2 separate regions of the Homo sapiens genome follow, and region 2 is linked to region 1. A link is a loop called in an ENCODE intact Hi-C map of the cell type or tissue named here. Cell type or tissue: ascending aorta. All regions are shown on one strand. Each heading gives the region's core, and the rest is flanking DNA. Links, peaks and the distances in the headings are about the cores only. Region 1 overlaps ELMO1 (engulfment and cell motility 1). Region 2 overlaps ELMO1 (engulfment and cell motility 1).

Region 1 (8,335 bases), core at 273-8,272:
CCTAAAAATGATAGATTCTCAGCAGTCTAGCCAGTTTGGTAATGTAAACATTTAAAGAGGAGGGACAGGAATAACAAGAAAGCAAAGGGTTAATAAATACCCCTTACCCTTTTAACCATGTTGTCCCAAGCACCATCTCGGGAGTGTGCACCACTTCTCATTGGAAAGTTTGTAGGTTTGCAGAGTTCATGGAAGATTCTTCCTGCTCCTCTTTCTCTCGTCTTCAGAATGAACAAGTGCAGGAAGTATGCAGAGATGCCCGCACAGGGCCAGTTCTTATGTAACCATGTGATTCTCAAATTGGTTCTTGTCCCTTCCCATTGGAAAGGTTTTGACAGTCTTCCTACACATACAAAATGCCATCCCCAGAATTAGAATCCCACGCCATGAAGCCAGCTCCCAGCATAAAAATTACTTCCCGGCAGACGTGAAACAGACATGTCCGAGTCTGGACGTCGTGCTCACACCTCCTCTCCCGAGGTCACATCACACTGAATTCAGAGGTAGGAAGGGCACTGTGACAAATAGTCACCACTTGAAAAAATGGAAAACAAAATAAAAAGTACCACAACAGCACACTGTCTCAGGAGAAAGGATAAAGATAGAAGGCATGCTAGCTTTGCGTGGAGCTGATTGATGGCCATCAAAAGCAGGTCAATGGGAAGCAGGTAACTGGATCACAGGACTCTTAACTGGTCATTCCTTCCCTCTCTTGCCTGCACCCCAGAATAACCAGCATGATTCTCAGGGGTGCTTTGATATGATCCTACTAGAGGCAAAATCACGAGTACAAGCACCTACAGAAAATCATCAGAGGAAGAGGTGCTGGATGCCTATAACTACCTTTCCCAGGTACCAGGACCCCATCACCACTCAGCCCTGCCAGACTCTGGTGGTCCTCTGTCCTAGCACTGTCCAGCCTAGGTCCAAGGCACTCTCCAAAGGGTATCGTGGATGGAGTCATCCAATTGAAAAATGCTTCCTGTCATGGACAGTAATATTGATTTAATATATGTTGTGGTTTTGAGTCTTATCTGCTTTTGAAAATCTGCACAAGAGCAGGCAGCATAAGGACATCCTCGGCCATGTGCCTACATGCTAATTCCTGAGTAGCAAAAATACAGAGCAAAAAATCCACCGCTTCCTTCACTAAAGAGGCTCTTTGAGGGGTATAAAAGTCCTGCACTGCTAAGCACTCTTACGAAATTCTCTAGAATTCATGGACTTTGGGATATGCCACTCCTGACAATTAACTGTTTTTGAAGCCATGTATTTCTACTCTCAGACCCAGCTGGTTATAGTCAAATGAAGAATGTCCCCAGTCATCTGGGTTACTGTAAATGCATTCTGCAGACTCATTTCCACCATCAGATCCAAATGACAATCATCAATTGTAAAAACTTACTAAAACTGGCTCCATGCCAAGGCTTCTCAGAACTTAACATCAATTAACTCATTAATGTCCATAACAAGCCTGGGTGGGAGATACGACTATATCCAACTCACTAATGAGGCAAGAAACACTTAGGTAAATTGTTCAAGATCACACAGCTAATGAGCAATGAAGCTGGGATGCAAAACCAGGCAGTCTGGCACCAAAGGCTGCACTCGTAAAAGCTATGTTTTATTAGCCTCAAACACAATTGACTTGCTTATACATTACGAGACCCTGACGTTTCTTTGCCCTTGGTTCCCTATGTGTCACCCTTGCACCTGCTGGATGGTGCCCTTTTGCTCCAAAGCGCCATGTGCAAAGAAAGGATGCCAAGGAAGTTTGCACAATACACTCAGGGACGAAGGATTGACACTGTTTAATATGTTGCCTCTCCTTCCGCCACAGCCAGGGGACAGAGTTATTGGAGATTTTGAGCTAAAAGGGGGAAGGAGGAAGATTCTGGCTGGAAAAGCATTTTTCTGAACCTGCTAAACTTACCCACTTAGAAGAGTCCCCACTAAGTCCTCCACTTCATGAACACATCAGAGCTGCTCTTTATTGAAGTGCCATCAGCCTGCAGAGTTTCTCACACACATGCCTTTGATAGGCGCGCCCCCTAGTGGACCAGAGAACAGATTCAACCCTAACTGCCCACAAATGTCCCTCCTAAGGCACCACAATGCGTGCTAAATAGGAAAGGAGTTTGGAAAAACAGGACTGGAAGAAACCTGTCTCTTCACCTGGTGTTCAATAACCATTCCTGAGAAATTGTGTCTGGAGTTAAAGTTAATTACCGTAAAAAGTAAGAAGAACGAAGGTCAAGTATTATCATGGTAATGAATCATAGGTCATTTGTTTTTAAAATTTTTCCCTTAAAATAGTTCCTCTAAAAATATGAAAACGGGCTGAACATGGTGGCCCACATCTGTAATCCCAGCATTTTGGGAGGCTGAGGTGGGAGGTGGAGGTTGCAGTGAGCCATGATGATGCCACTGCACTCCAGCCTGGGCAAAAGAACAAGACCCTGTCTCAAAACAAAACAAAGTTTTAAAAGTACAATTATTCATGCATCCCCTTTTCAGAAGGAGTCCACAGGTCATGGGTGCTTCTGAAATTAGATTACTCCCAGCAATAAGTACTCCTCCTTGCTCCCTCCCCATGCCGGAGTAGGAAGAAGGGAGTAACATATCCCATACGAAAGTCACCAAACAGATGGAAATGGTGGCAACAGCACATGCCTTGCAGCAAGAGCAAAACATGGGCCAACTCTTCACCTGAGACAGTGACAGAGAGCTTGTGTTAGGACTGTCCTTAGGGGCCCCACTGCACCAGTTTGGATGTCCTTTCTCAATGCAGCTGACAGCAAAGGTGGATCACAGAAGAAAGATCTGCAAGTATTCTAAGTGGGAGTTCTTGATCTCTCTGCACCCCTAGGAAGTATGATGATGCTACACTGAAGTGGAAATGGCCCCACGAGACCTTGAGTTATCTGAGAAGAGCCCACTGTGCAGAGGCCCTGCCCCATGACTTAATGTGCTTGGTTCACTTGGTTCAATGACAGGAAATAAACCTGATCTTCTTCAGTTTTTCAAGAGAGCTTTCCAAAGCTAACCTTTTCTTTCCTACATGTGCAGCTACAACTTGTTTTTTATCCCCCCACAGACAGATAGGGTTTCGCTCTGTTGCCCAGGCTGGAATTCAGTGATGTAATCATAGCTTGCTGCAGCCTTGACCTTCTGGGCTCAAGAGATCCTCCTGCCTCAGCCTCCCAAGCAGCTGGGACTACAGACGCATGCCACCAGGCCAAGCTAATTAATTTTTTTTTTTTTTTTGTAGAGACAAGAGTGTGACTTTATTGCCCAGGCTAGTCTTGAACTCCTGGCCTCAAGTGATCCTCTCTCCTCTGCCTCCCAAACTGCTGAAATTATAGGAGAGAGCCACTGTGCCCAACTAGCAGCTACAACTTTAAGACAACTCTGCATATAAAATTAAACATGAAGACAGTGCATGCCATTCTCTCTGTCATTTGACCAAAAGCATCCAAGAAAGACAGCACAGAGGCAACCCTGAACATGTACAGGCAGGGTGCTGGCAATCCTCTCTTCACCTGTGACGAATGGGCCACCTGAAAAGGATGCCCACCTGCCAATCAGTGAAGTGTGCAACCAAACTCCCTGACAGTTTTTGCTTGACCCATCAGCAGCTTCATAGGCCACCCACTTTCGCTTCTCTTCCCTTTTAAAATTCCCCTTTATGGCCAGGCGCCATGGCTCACACCTGTAATCCAAGCACCTTGGGAGGCCAAGGCGGGTGGGTCGCTTGAGCTCAAGAGTTTGAGACCAGCCTGGGCAACATGGTGAAATGCTGTCTCTACCACAAATACAAAAAAATAGCTGGGCCTGGTGGTGAGCGCCTGTGGTCCTGAGGTGGTAGGATAGCTGGAGCCCAGGAGGCAGTTGAGCCGAGATCGCACCACTGCACTCCAGCCTGGGTGACAAAGTGAGACTCTGTCTCAATAAAAAAAAAAAAAATACAAATAAAAATAAATTCCCCTTAATATTTTTAGGAGTGAGGAAAGAAAAGTTAGAGATAAAAAGAAAAGAATGCTCAAGAGGCTCGAATGCTCCCTACCATTAAAACAGAAATCTCAACAGTACCTCTGAACATACAGCTCCAGAAATGGCTACTGTTTAAAAAATTGAAAAATGATTCTAAAAGATTCTATTTACCTGAGAACCACATGTCAAGAGTCAGATCAAACTTCCCCATACAGCTTTGCATAACTCCCCACCAATGCTGGTTCACTTTAACTCCCTTTACTACCCTGCCCTCCTCACGTTATTACTGTCACATATTTTAATAATGGGACAGTACTTTCAACCCCCAAATACATTATTATTGTTTTTACAGCCAACATTCATAGACTTTCCATTTCCAGTGCATTCTTTCCTATATTTCCATGTTAAAGCAGAAAGCAAAAATTGCTTGCCCTACTTAAAATACTTTCATGACAGAGTAAGGAAAAATAACTGGGAATGAGAGTTGGGAGACTCAGGTCCTGGGAAAAAGCCCATCTGCCATGAACATCAGGCAAATCCCATTTAATAGGGGGGCCAGTTGCACATCCAACAATGCTTCTAGTTCCTACCGGGTCCTGATGAAAGCTTTAGAGCCCTCTAAGGAGACCCCAAGAACCCCTGTCTTGGCCTTTAAACTTTAAACAACTTCAAACGTTTCAGGCTTATAAGCAGGGTTGCAACGTAACAGAATGTCCCAGCAGCTGGTCAGCCAGAGTTCAGGGGACTGGCTGAGAGCCAATGGCTGTGTGTTTGCGCCATCTGGTGGCTATTTCTGCTCTGGTTCACTAAGGAATTTCCTGGCTTGTTGGGGCCAGGGATGCCTCAGAAGTTATTAGAACTGAGGTCTGCAGCATTTCAGATAGGAAAAGAGAGAGTCCGGTCTGATCAAAGTGTCAAGGAGGCTGACAGTGTAAGATCTGGTCCCTGAGGAACAGGCACATCTCTGTGAGTTCATGCAGCCTGAACCATCCCAGGTAATCCCTTTACCCATGTCCCCCAAGGATCCTTCAGGTGAAAGGGGCTGACTGGGTCTGGTGGACTGGCTAGGACTGGCAGAGCTTCCCTGCAGAGCACCCCGGGACCTCCTGCATTCTATATAGCTATAACTGTATAAGATTTCAGTAAATGTGTGTTTTTAAATATACTGTTATTTTACTTTTAGGTTTATGGGTTAAATCTAAAATGTATTTGAAAGCAAAGTACTTGTTTCAGAATACTATCCCAGTTATTAATAAGGGATATAGGGAAAAGTGATTCGATTGACAAAAACCTGCATTATCTTGTGCTTTCCAGAGATGCTCTGTGGCAAAAAGAGAATACCACAAAAATTAAGTGAATGTCAAAATTTAATTTCTCCAATTCCCATAAATGTATTCTAGATTCTTACTAATGCTGTCCTTGTACTCCAAGAGACTGCACCACATTCTTAGTGATGAAAGCCTATGATAAAATCACACTGGGATCGGTGCTGAAATATAAGGCAAGTCCACCATAGACTGGCTTCTCTTCACCTAGAATGATTTTTCTGAGAATTCACCAGGTTTTGGGGATGCGGTATTTTGGTATAGCAGCCATTTCAAGGCAGTTTCTGGCTTTAAAATAAATGAATTGAAACACAGTAAGTTATAATACTTCCCCTGTGAATTCCAACATGGTACTACTGAGCAGTACTGAATGATCTGTAGAAATTATTTAGCTTTTCCTTCTTACTGTAATTTATACTTCCCTCAGGTGGCCATTTTTCCCCATCAGAGAGAGAATATGGGGCCAGGCCATAGTGCAGGAAAAAAATGAGCCACCTCTTTTTCAGGGTTTGTGGGTCAAATTGGTCCCAATGGCTTAGGATGTATTTCAAGGGTGAGCCTGTTGATGTCTCAGTGTTTTCCATCTGAAAGACAAAACCGCCCATGGTTTTGGTTTGTTTCTCCCCCTCCCCAAGAACCCACAACTGTCCCTGGACCCTGCTGATCGGAATAGTTGTGCTCACTAATGCAGTAGCAGAAACAACCCCTCCCCAAGAACCCACAACGGTCCCTGGACCCTGCTGATCAGAATAGTTGCACTCACTGATGCAGCAGCAGAAACACTAGTTTTCCTCCCAGACCACAAGGAGGACCAAGAAGGTCAGATTTAGTGGCCTTTATTGACACATTCTCGAAAACCTGGACCCTTGCCTGTCCTCCTAGACCACAAAGAGGACTGAGCAAAATTGTATTTAATGGCCCTTACTGACACATTCTCGAAAACCTGTTAGAGTCTTAAGCATTCTCCCGTTAGTATTGGGACCTTACCCATGTCCTATAAAGATGTTATGCCCGAAAAATGAAGTGGAGGGTCGTACCCTGAGGGAGGGAAGGGATCTCCAGAGTTGGAAGAGTGATGTCTTTTGTCCTCACTTATATGAATAGGAAGGATACAATTTCTGAGGCTCACCATATCCTAGCTTCAGGAATAGCTTTTGTTAGGCCTGATTGTCTGAGGAGGGATCCTAAAATTCCAGATAGTCCCCCTACAATGGGGCTTTGGGCAAAAATTACATCTTTCTGATTGGTGAGCCCGGGCACCTAAAGAAGGTAACAGAGTCCTGGAGTTTATACTAGAAATAATTCTTATAGGAGAAACTAGAAAAGCACCAGAGACAGGGAGTGGTTTTTTAGAAGTGGGACTAGCCTCAGAGAAGAGAGGCGAGAGGAAGTTTGTCTGGCAGGCATTAGGACCCAGGCGGCAAGGGTCAGAATAGATAGGATAGATGGGCGAGTCTGCTTGGACGACATGCCTTTGAGAGTTCTGCTCATGGCTGCAGGGTCAACCAACTTGTTGTTGGGATCCCAGAGCTGAATGGCTTTCCTCTCTGTCGACCCTCGGCTCAGCCCAGAAGTACAGGAAAAGCAGAAGCTGGTTCCAGGCAAACCAACGCTCCCAACTCCGAAGAGTCAGGGATTGTTAGAGAGCCCTTTCCCAGAAAGCCTGACACGTGTGTCTTTAGTCTGGCAGCCACGCTAGTCGCTTTTAACTGGCCAACAGGTGCCCAGTATTTAGCCCCCGAATTCTAAGGAAAAATAGGACAGAATAGCAAGCAAAAGGGGTCCGACGGTACTCACCATTTGGCAATAGGCATTAGTCTCACCGCCTGGCGATGGGCGATGGTCCCATCTGGGTGGCCAAAATGTGTCTGGAATTGGTGGGTTCTTGGTCTTGCTGACTTCAAGAATGAAGCCATGGACCCTCACAGTGAGTGTTACAGTTCTTAAAGATGGTGTGTCCAGAGTTTGTTCCTTCTGATGTTCGGACATGTCCAGAGTTTCTTCCTTCTGGTGGGTTCGTGGTCTCGCTGACTTCAAGAGTGAAGCTGCAGACCTTCGCGGTGAGTGTTACAGTTCATAAAGGCGGCATGTCTGGAGTTGTTCATTCCTCCTGGTGGGTTCCTGGTCTCGGTGACTTCAGGAATGAAGCTGCAGACCTTCGCGGTGAGTGTTACACCTCATAAAGGCGGCACAGACCCAAAGAGTGAGCAGCAGCAAGATTTATTGCAAAGAGCAAAAGAACAAAGCTTCCACAGCATGGAAGGCGACCCAAAGGGGTTGCCGCTGCTGGCGCAGGTGGCCTGCTTTTTTTTCCCTTCTTTGGCCCCGCCCATATCCTGCCGATTGGTCCATTTTAAAGAGAGCGCATTGGTCCATTTTACAGAGTGCTGATTGGTCTGTTCTGACAGCATGCTGACTGGTGCATTTACAAACCTTTAGCTAGACACAGAGCACTGATTGGTGCATTTACAATCCTTTAGCTAGAAAGAAAAGTTCTCCAAGTCCCCCACCCGATTAGCTAGACACAGAGTGCTGACTGGTGTGTTTACAAACCTTTAGCTAGACACAGAGTGCTGATTGGTGCGTTTACAATCCTATAGCTAGGCAGAAAAGTTCTCCAAGTCCCCTACCTGATTAGCTAGACACAGACAGCTGATTGGTGCATTTACAAACCTTTAGCTAGACACAGAGTACTGATTGGTGCGTTTACAATCCTTTAGCTAGACACACAATTCTCCAAGTCCCCACCCAACCCAGAAGCCCAGCCGGCTTCACCTCTCATTACCATTTAAGAGCAGACTTTCTCTTCCCCACTTATCACAGACGGGACCCTCTGGGATTCTCCTCTCCATAGTTTACTGCTGCCCAAAAGCTCCCTGGGGACTTCCAAGTATAGTAGACTCTTCTTATTTGCAGTAGTTATGTCCTAGAAAGTTGCTGCAAATAAGTTAACAACTACTGAACCATTGCTCCTAGGAACAATATTAAATTGTTTCTGCGAGCCTCTGACCATAACG
Region 2 (8,335 bases), core at 165-8,164, 170 kb before region 1:
AACAGTTCCACAAAGTTAGTGCAGCTATTATCATCCCCATTGTACAGATGAGAAAACAGAGGCACAGAGGAGTAAAGGATCTTGCCCAGACTCACAGAACTAACAAGAGGGAGAGCCAGGGTTTAACACCAGTTTGGGTACAGAATTCCCGGTATTTTGCTGCTCACTGGAGAAGTATTTCCTTTCATGGACAATTTTTAAGGCAGAAAGTTAATACTTTCTAGAAAGCTTATTTGCCGTGATTTTTAAAAACAGTTGATTCCACTTCTTTTTTCCTCCGACCTACCATTTTTATGGAGACTTGATCTTGCCAACTATCATAATTTTTTGGACATGCAATCCTTACAGTTGATAAAACAGCACAGAATTTTCCAATTTATCCATGGCAGACATGTATTCCCATAGAAATTTTATTGTTTTAATATTACTGGGGAGAAAAGTAGACAATTCACAGACTTTTCATTTCAAGGACTACTTATTTGTTTATTGGTTTTATAAATCCTGCTCTTTAAAAAAAAATTATTTGAGAGAAAGTCTTATGGTCTTGCTAGGATGGACAGCAGTGGCATGATCACAGCTCACTGCATCCTTTAACTCCTGGGCTCAAGCGACCGTCCCGCCTCAGCCTCCCAAGTACCTAGGACTATAAGCATGTGCCACTACACCTAGCCGATTCTTTATTTTTTGTACAGAAAAGGTCTTGCTGTGTTGCCCAGGCTGTACATTCTGATTTTAGTAAACAAGACACCAAATCCATTTCCTTTAATAAAAGGCTAATATCCTGAAAGATTAAGAAAATCAAGCTAATCAGACCAATTTATTTCTTGCCATGCATTTATATAGTGCTTAATATATAACAGCCACTGTTCTCAGTGTTTTACAATTATCAAATTATGTAGTTCTCCTATGAACTCCCCATAAGACAGGTTTGGGTCTTATTTCCATTTCATAGGTGAGAAAAATGAGTCACAGAGAGGCTAAGTGACTTGCCCGAGTCACACAGCCAGAGAGAGGCAGAGCCAGACGTACGTGCAGGAGGCAAGCAGCTTTCAGAGGTTGTGATCTTAACCAGATCTGTGCACAACCAGTGTACTCAGAGGTCTCCTTGGCCCAGAAGCTAAATAAATACATAATTGCTGCCATTATGCAGTAGGAGATGTGAATTTGCCCACAGTTCACATAAAAAGACCACAGGCCTCTTTGATCCTGACTGATCACATACATATCAAAGATTACCCCAGGTGTCTCAGGTTTTAGAATCTCTCATCAGTAAGTAGCCAAATTATATCAGTTTGAATCATTACAAACAATTCCATGCACACTGATTTCTTTAAAAAAAAAAAATCACGGCGATTATGAAGATTATGTAAGTACTGGATTTCTTTATTTCACAGAAAGAGCCTCAAAACCAAACCAAAACAACCAAACACAACAGATGTTAGTGTTTTGGTGGTATTTTGGGAAATAAATTTGAGTATAACACAGCATACTCACTAGGGTGTGCTCTCAGAATGTATTGAACATACAGACATCCTGGAAGGGAATCTGGTTTTGCAGTTAATAAAAATTATTTGCACCATAAAAATGCCCTAATAAAATTAGGCTTAAACTCTTGTTATTGGTATAAGGAGTCTACTTTTTCATTCTCCACAGCATCGTAAGCTAATTGGTATTCCTACGAATAAAACATTCTTTTTTTATTCCTGGGCCACTGGGATGGAGGCATGTATAGATTCTGCCTTAGAAATGTATGTTTGTGAAGAATTAGAGTCTTAAATTAATGGGTGAAGATCTTTTTTAAAACCTTAGTTTCCTCCTAAGTTATTCGTAATACTCGATGTCTGCTACTTTTTTTCTTCAGTCTTACTGACTTATAATGATAATCAACCCCCGAAGGTTCTATAAGATCCCTGCAAGTCTTTTCAGGTGGCTATAATCCAATCACAGACATTGCCTCCAGGAGAATTTGCCCTAAACCAAATTCAGTGAGGGCTACTTTCCTCTCCAGCTTCTTGGCGGCCATCTTTCTCTCTCTCTCTTTTTAAAAATCTTCACTAAGGAGAGACCATTTTAGATAAGAAAACAACTTAATGAAAACCTAAGGATGAGACTAAACATAAGATGCTTTTAAAGGAAGAAAAATACTGATGAAATTGTTCAGAACTTCCTCCTATGTGAAATGCAAGTTGATACTCTCAGGCATTTTTGTTCCTATTCCTCACAGATATTTTATTTCATTTCTTAGTCATTCAATTTTGTTACTAATACTTGAAACTGTTTTTTTTTCCTCTCCCCTGACAAATGCATTCTGAAACTTTCATTTTATAAACACTTGCCAATTCTCTAAAACAAGAGAGCATTTTTACTATTCTACAACACATAGCAGTGACCCAGGATATCTTATATGGTTAATATAACGTACAATAAGATACCCAATATGACAACATGGTTCTTAGTAAGAAAGACATTCTATCGAGTGTGTATATACTCTTGTGGATTCCTTATGAATGGCTTCAAAATTATTTGATAGTCATTACTACCTCACAGGGGAAAAAAGCATCAGCTCACTAATACTGGAGAAGAGATACCTGGATAATTGTTCTTCTTCCCAATCTCCTTGCTCTTTCTCGTCTCCTTCATAGATTTGTTTTTTGTTTTTGTTCGTTTTCCTTCTGCCCAAAGTTCTTTTCTCACCATTCTTTTCTTCTCACTCTTCACTCCTGCACTAGGAGGACTAATCTGGTCCTGTAGCTTCTACATTCATAGATGCCAAATCTCTATTTTGAACCAAGATAGTTTCCTGAGCTCCAGACAACTCCTTATTGGACACGCCCATCTTAGCCACATCTCTTAGCCACCTCAAAGTCAAAATTGACAAAACATAACTCCTATTCTTTATGGCTTATCCAAACTTACTAGGTTCTCCATCTCAGCTATTTTTGCTCAGTTGACTCTTCTCTCAATCACCATCTCACAAATATATTATATTTACTCCTTTCCTTTCCCACTGCCACTGACCTTGGTTCAGGTGCTCATCACTGCTCTTCCGGATTAAGACAAAAGGCTACAATGGTCTCCCAGTCTCGGGACAGATCCATTTCCCTCACTGTCTTCCATGAGGAGCTCATCAAAACCTAACTATAGCCACATGTATAGCCTCTGCTTAAAATCCTTCAGATAAAGTAACGCCTCTTCACAACACGGACCCTGACTCGCCCTGAATGAGATGGTTTCTGGGTCAGCTTGAAAAAATGTTTCCAGAATGCATTTGCCAAGGGAAAAGAAGAAAATTTTGCATTTGCAAAATTTTGAGAAAATAAGACAATAATGAAAAACATAAACTGTTTGGAAGACTTTTAGACTTAATACATGCTTTTCCCTCTGCCTTAATCACCCTTCCTCATCTCAATTCGCTCCTCAGTGGTAACTCCTGCAGGTCTTTCAGAATCCAGAGCAGTTGTTCCCACTTCCAGGGGATTCTTTTACGCCCATTCTCTATAGGCTGAGCCTTCTAAGTGTCTCCATCTGACCCTCTGCCACTTTTCCAATGCTCTGTTTGCTTTTTTGTCTCCTTGTGGAAATTCTAATACCCTTGAGGCTTAGGACTACGCCTTCTCTGTCTTTATATATTCAGTACTTAGGGCCTCAAAAAATGTTTGTGGAATGCATGTTTACACGTGAAGCAGGCCTTACCCAATGGAGCCGAGTTCTTGAAGTCACCACATTCAAAAATTATTCTTCTCCTCACATTGAAATATTGCACTGAAATATTATATTCTTGATAGTGACAGTTAATCATTAAACATCCTTCCCCACTGGCAAAACAAAACATGACCACAGGAGAAGGCTCCGTGGAGACCATGCCCACACATTTCAGTGCCTGGGCTAAAATAAGCATGTAAGTGTGTAGGACTGATCATCATATTGCACCAGGAAGCGCGCCCTTCCAGATTTAAAAATATACTTGTTTGGCTTGATTCAGGCTGCTCCTCATTCCAGGCCTGCGTGAGTCATTGGAGAAACATCCTATTAGAGTGCACCCCTACTGATTGGCTTCCTTTGTATGTTCACGGTGACTCAGAAGAGATGACTCACAGTTCACGCTTATGACAAAAAGAACTTGCTCTCCCTTCCTTTTCATTACCCATGTTTTGCAGGCTTTATTGGCACCTTTGAAAAACATCTAAGGGAGCAAGGGAAAGGAAAACACAGGGGGCAGCCTGAGAATTGGCACTACTTATTTTTAACAAGCAACCCTACTTAAAGCACCTTTCATCAGAGCAGCACAGATATACTTTGGAGGCCTAATACATCCAATGCTCACATTATTCCTGGAAGGTCAGTAACTGGATGCTATTGCTCCACCCTGCCAGTTGATGGAAAGGAGGGATGCTCGAAGGACATAAAGATACTTCGCAATGTCCCTCTGCAGGGCTGGCACCCAACGCTGGGCTCTCAGAGCCGCTGTTGATAAAATGGCTGGTTAGATCATCCTCTCTTGGTTATAATACCCAAAGCCTTGGCCAAGGAGAGAGACATTCTCCAAAATAATCAGTGGTCAAGCAGTGAGCATGAAGCAAAGTGAGAGGACAATCCAACCACGACAATCTTCTGGATGCCTCAAGATGCTCATGACCTGTCACTGGCAGAAACTGTTGGGTTCTGTGCCAGTTACAAACAACAGAGGTTAGTTCCTTTCATTCCACTTCAGAAAACATTTCTGAGTACTTATCCACAGAGATGGATCAGGCATAGACTCTGACCAGGAGAGCAACAAGATAAAGTGCAGTGAGTTATACACCACAAAGTAAGGACAGGTCAAGTGTCTGGAGAGTCCAGGGGAAGAGTTGGCTTTATTTTTTAGAGAAACTGGCATTTGAATTGCACCTAAGGATGGGTGGAATCTAAATCATACTTCTACACTTCATCTTAGCCAAAACGCCGAGAAGCGATAAAATCATATTTCTGAATGTGTTTTTCCTTCAGAATAATTTACTAGTCAGGCTCATCTCAAATTCCATTTACATTCAGACTCCACATTCCATAATCGCTGTCTCCTGGAAGCCATTGAAATGCATGCATATACGTCTGCCTGCAAAGGAGACACTTCTGTGTGCAGTTCTGGGTGGGTTTATGGTACCCAAATAAACGGAGCAGGAGGAGCGCAGACGGGCTAAGTCCAAATTGTTCCCCCTTCCAGGGGATCCTTGTGCAGTGAGCTCTGCCTATGCTTTAATAAAAGGGGATAAAAATACTTGCCACCTACTTACCTCCGAGACACACTGCAAGGCTGGATCGTGTTCACGGCAGTGTGAATTTTTCAGGAGATAAGTGATCTATGAAAACAAAGCTTTATTATCATAAATGTTGAGCGAAAATGAAGCAAAACCAATGTCTAGGCCATGTGTTTAGTGTTAAAAAAAAAAAAAATACACCAAACAGACACTGGATTATAACTTTCCAGCAAGCCAGCATTCCAATGTCAAGGCCTGAATGTCCCTTCCCAGGGAGTAGGGCTACAAGGGTCCCGGTACACTGAATATCTGATGAAATGAGGCAAATGCAGTGTTTTGATGACAGATGTTTCTGATAAGAATACAGAATTTGGAAAAGAAATTGCAAGGCAAATCTGTCCCATGATGTGAGATCAGGGACATGAATACTGGAGACTAAGATCATCAGAATTGATCCCTAAAGAACTGCGAAGAGATGTGGAGGAAACTAAGAGAAAGACTATTCATTGCCCGAGGCAGAAGGGAGTGGGTGGTTCAGAATCTTCAGGGGTGCGGAATAAAGACAACAGAAGATAAAGGGAGGAAGCGAACAGTTAGCTAGTAACTCTCTCAATTAGGTTTAAGATAAGAGAGACAGTGCTGTGCCAAAAAAAAATTAGAGCATTAGTGGACTTACTTACATTGTATTCCCATGTACAAATCAGATATACGTTTAGGAGATGAATTACTTCTAATTCCTCACAACTTCACACAGTTGAGAGATCAGAGGGAAAAAAATGTGTAATAACATGAGTTAAATTGTGACCTTCCACCCTCAAATTCCTATGTTGAAGTCCTAACCCCAGTACCTCAGAATGTGACTGTGTCTGGAGAAATGGTCTCTAAAGAGTGAAGTTAAAATGACAACAGGGTGGGCTCTAATCCAATAGGACTGGTGCCCTTATAAGAAGAGGATATTACAATACAGACATGAACAGAGGGAGGCCCATTTGAAGACACACGAGAATATGGTCATCTACAAGCCAAGGAGACAGGCCCCAGGAACAAACCAATGCCTTGATCTCAGACTCTGGCCTCTGTAATCATGATTTTTTTAAAAAATTATGTTGTTTAAACCACTCAGTCTGTGGTACAGTTGACCTATGAACAACATGGAAGTTAGGGGAACCAACCCTTTGCACAGTCAAAAATCTATGTGTAACTTTTGACTCCCCCAAAACTTTACTAATATCCTACTGTTGGCTAGATGCCTATCAGATAGCAAAAACAGTTGATTAATACATATTTTGCATGTTATATGTATTATATATTGTATTATTACAATAAAGTAAACCAGATAAAAGCCTTACTGGTCCTTATGACTCCCTGATCTAGAAGCTGAATTAGGGATGTTGTTTGGGGGCAAGTAGACTGTTTCAGTTTCTTTGATTTTGAACTTATGGGGTTCTGGGTGGCAGGGGCATTGTCCAATATGGAAAGAACTTTAAAAGGCAGTCCCTTACTGGCAAGGTACTTCCTGACTTCAGGGACAAATATCCATGGGACCAATCCAGAAAAAGTGTTCTTTTTGTCCAGAGCTCCTTCTTGTACAACAAGAAGACTGGAAGCTGGTGTTTATCTCCTTCCTTCAGGGGTTGGAAGTGAGCAGCTTTATAGATAAAGGCAGCCCTGATCATAAACCCAAATGCATTTGCCCAGAACCAGTAGAGTTAACCTAGTCCTTCCAGCCTTAAATCCTGGTGCTTGCTTCTCTTCCTTTCCAATAGATTCCTTGGTGGCATTTTCCATTCCCCCATGATAGGGCACTTTTGTCTTCATTAAAAACCTGTTCAGGCAGATATCCTTTCCCATTAATGATTTTCTTAATGGCGGTTTGGAACTCATCTGCTTCCTCTTGTTGGCAGAAGCTATTTCTCCTATTAGCTAGACAATTTTAAAGATAAATCTCTTTCTAAAATTATCCAACCATCCTTTGCTGGCATTAAATTCTCCAGATTTTGATCTTTCACCTTCCTTTTGCTTTAAGTTGTCACAGAATGACTTCTTTTTTGGTTGGATCATATTCAAGTCTATAGCTATGCTTTTCTAATAGCAATTCTGCACCCACACAAAAGCTGCATTTTCAGTATGAGATTAAAACGTATTTCATAAAAAGTGAAAGATTTTTGTACCTGCTGCATAACTGCAGAAACAGCTTCCTGAATTTCCTTTTCTTTTTTACAATGGTCCTTATGCTGGATTAATCTAGCTTGAAATGTCAGGCAACTGCAGCTGCAGACCTCAATATTTGGTACATATCAAGCAATTCAACTTTTTCTTATAATATCATGACTTTGCTTCTTGGAAGCACTTCCAGCATGATTAGTGGTACTTCCTATGGGTCCATGATGTTATTCAAGGCTTAAAGGATTACACTAAACTTGATGAGAAATAAAAGAGAACTATGAGAGATCATTTTTCACTGTAATACACAATTTACCAGAGAGAAAACTTTATCTGGAGATGATTACCATCACATGGTGTGTTAAGCAGATACTTGCAACATTTGAGCTCACTGCAACACCAAAAGGAGATGGCTATGAAACCATTAGTCATACAGTATGTACTACAGTTAATTTTATGCAGTTATGATTTAACACTGCACCTTTGCATTTGTTGACATTTCTCTTGACTGTGAATGATGCCATGTATGGTCTGTAAATGTTTAAGTTTTGATACATTTAAACTTTCTGTAATGGATTTGTGTATATTTTATGGTAGTGAATGATAAAATAGAGTAGTATCTACATATGTTTCATGCATCATGGCATACCTAATTTTTTGGATATTTCTAGGCTACACAGTTTGTTGGAGTATTTTCAAATTGTCGCAAATCTCTAAAAAATTTTCCAACCTATTTATTGAAAAAAAAAACCATGCATAAGTGGACCCATGCAATTCAAACCCATGTTGCTCAAGGGTCAACTGTACTTTGTCATGGCAGCCCTAGCAAACTCATGTGTATACAAAGTACCTTTGAAGATGCTTAATATCATACAAATGTCAGGATTGTTACTAATTTATTTATTTATTTGTTTTAAGACAGGGTCTTACTCTGTCAC

Evidence for each region. A loop is a pair of places that touch in the nucleus more often than their neighbours do. Peaks named below come from ENCODE experiments on the same cell type or tissue, not always from the same donor. Only the 100,000 strongest peaks of a DNase experiment are listed, where the experiment ranks them.
Region 2: a loop joins it to region 1, with 2.3 times the contacts of the local background. A loop is called at or near these places in 8 of 110 quality-filtered maps.

What each region holds. Positions count from the first base shown.
Region 1 is chr7:37,196,994-37,205,328 of GRCh38, forward strand. The region is part of intron 13 of ELMO1 (engulfment and cell motility 1); the gene reads right to left. Among named protein-coding and RNA genes, the nearest start is that of ELMO1-AS1, 200 kb to the left of the region's middle. RefSeq lists enhancers at 2,026-2,085, 7,025-8,224. In ascending aorta, for the core only: CTCF peaks have their summits at 2,062 (motif pointing left) and 4,781 (motif pointing left); DNase peaks (open chromatin) are centred at 2,048 and 4,758; H3K27ac peaks cover 1,692 bases.
Region 2 is chr7:37,028,077-37,036,411 of GRCh38, forward strand. The region is part of intron 15 of ELMO1 (engulfment and cell motility 1); the gene reads right to left. Among named protein-coding and RNA genes, the nearest start is that of ELMO1-AS1, 34 kb to the left of the region's middle. RefSeq lists enhancers at 3,618-4,817, 3,652-4,321. In ascending aorta, for the core only: no CTCF peak of the experiment used is centred there; a DNase peak (open chromatin) is centred at 4,005; H3K27ac peaks cover 3,439 bases.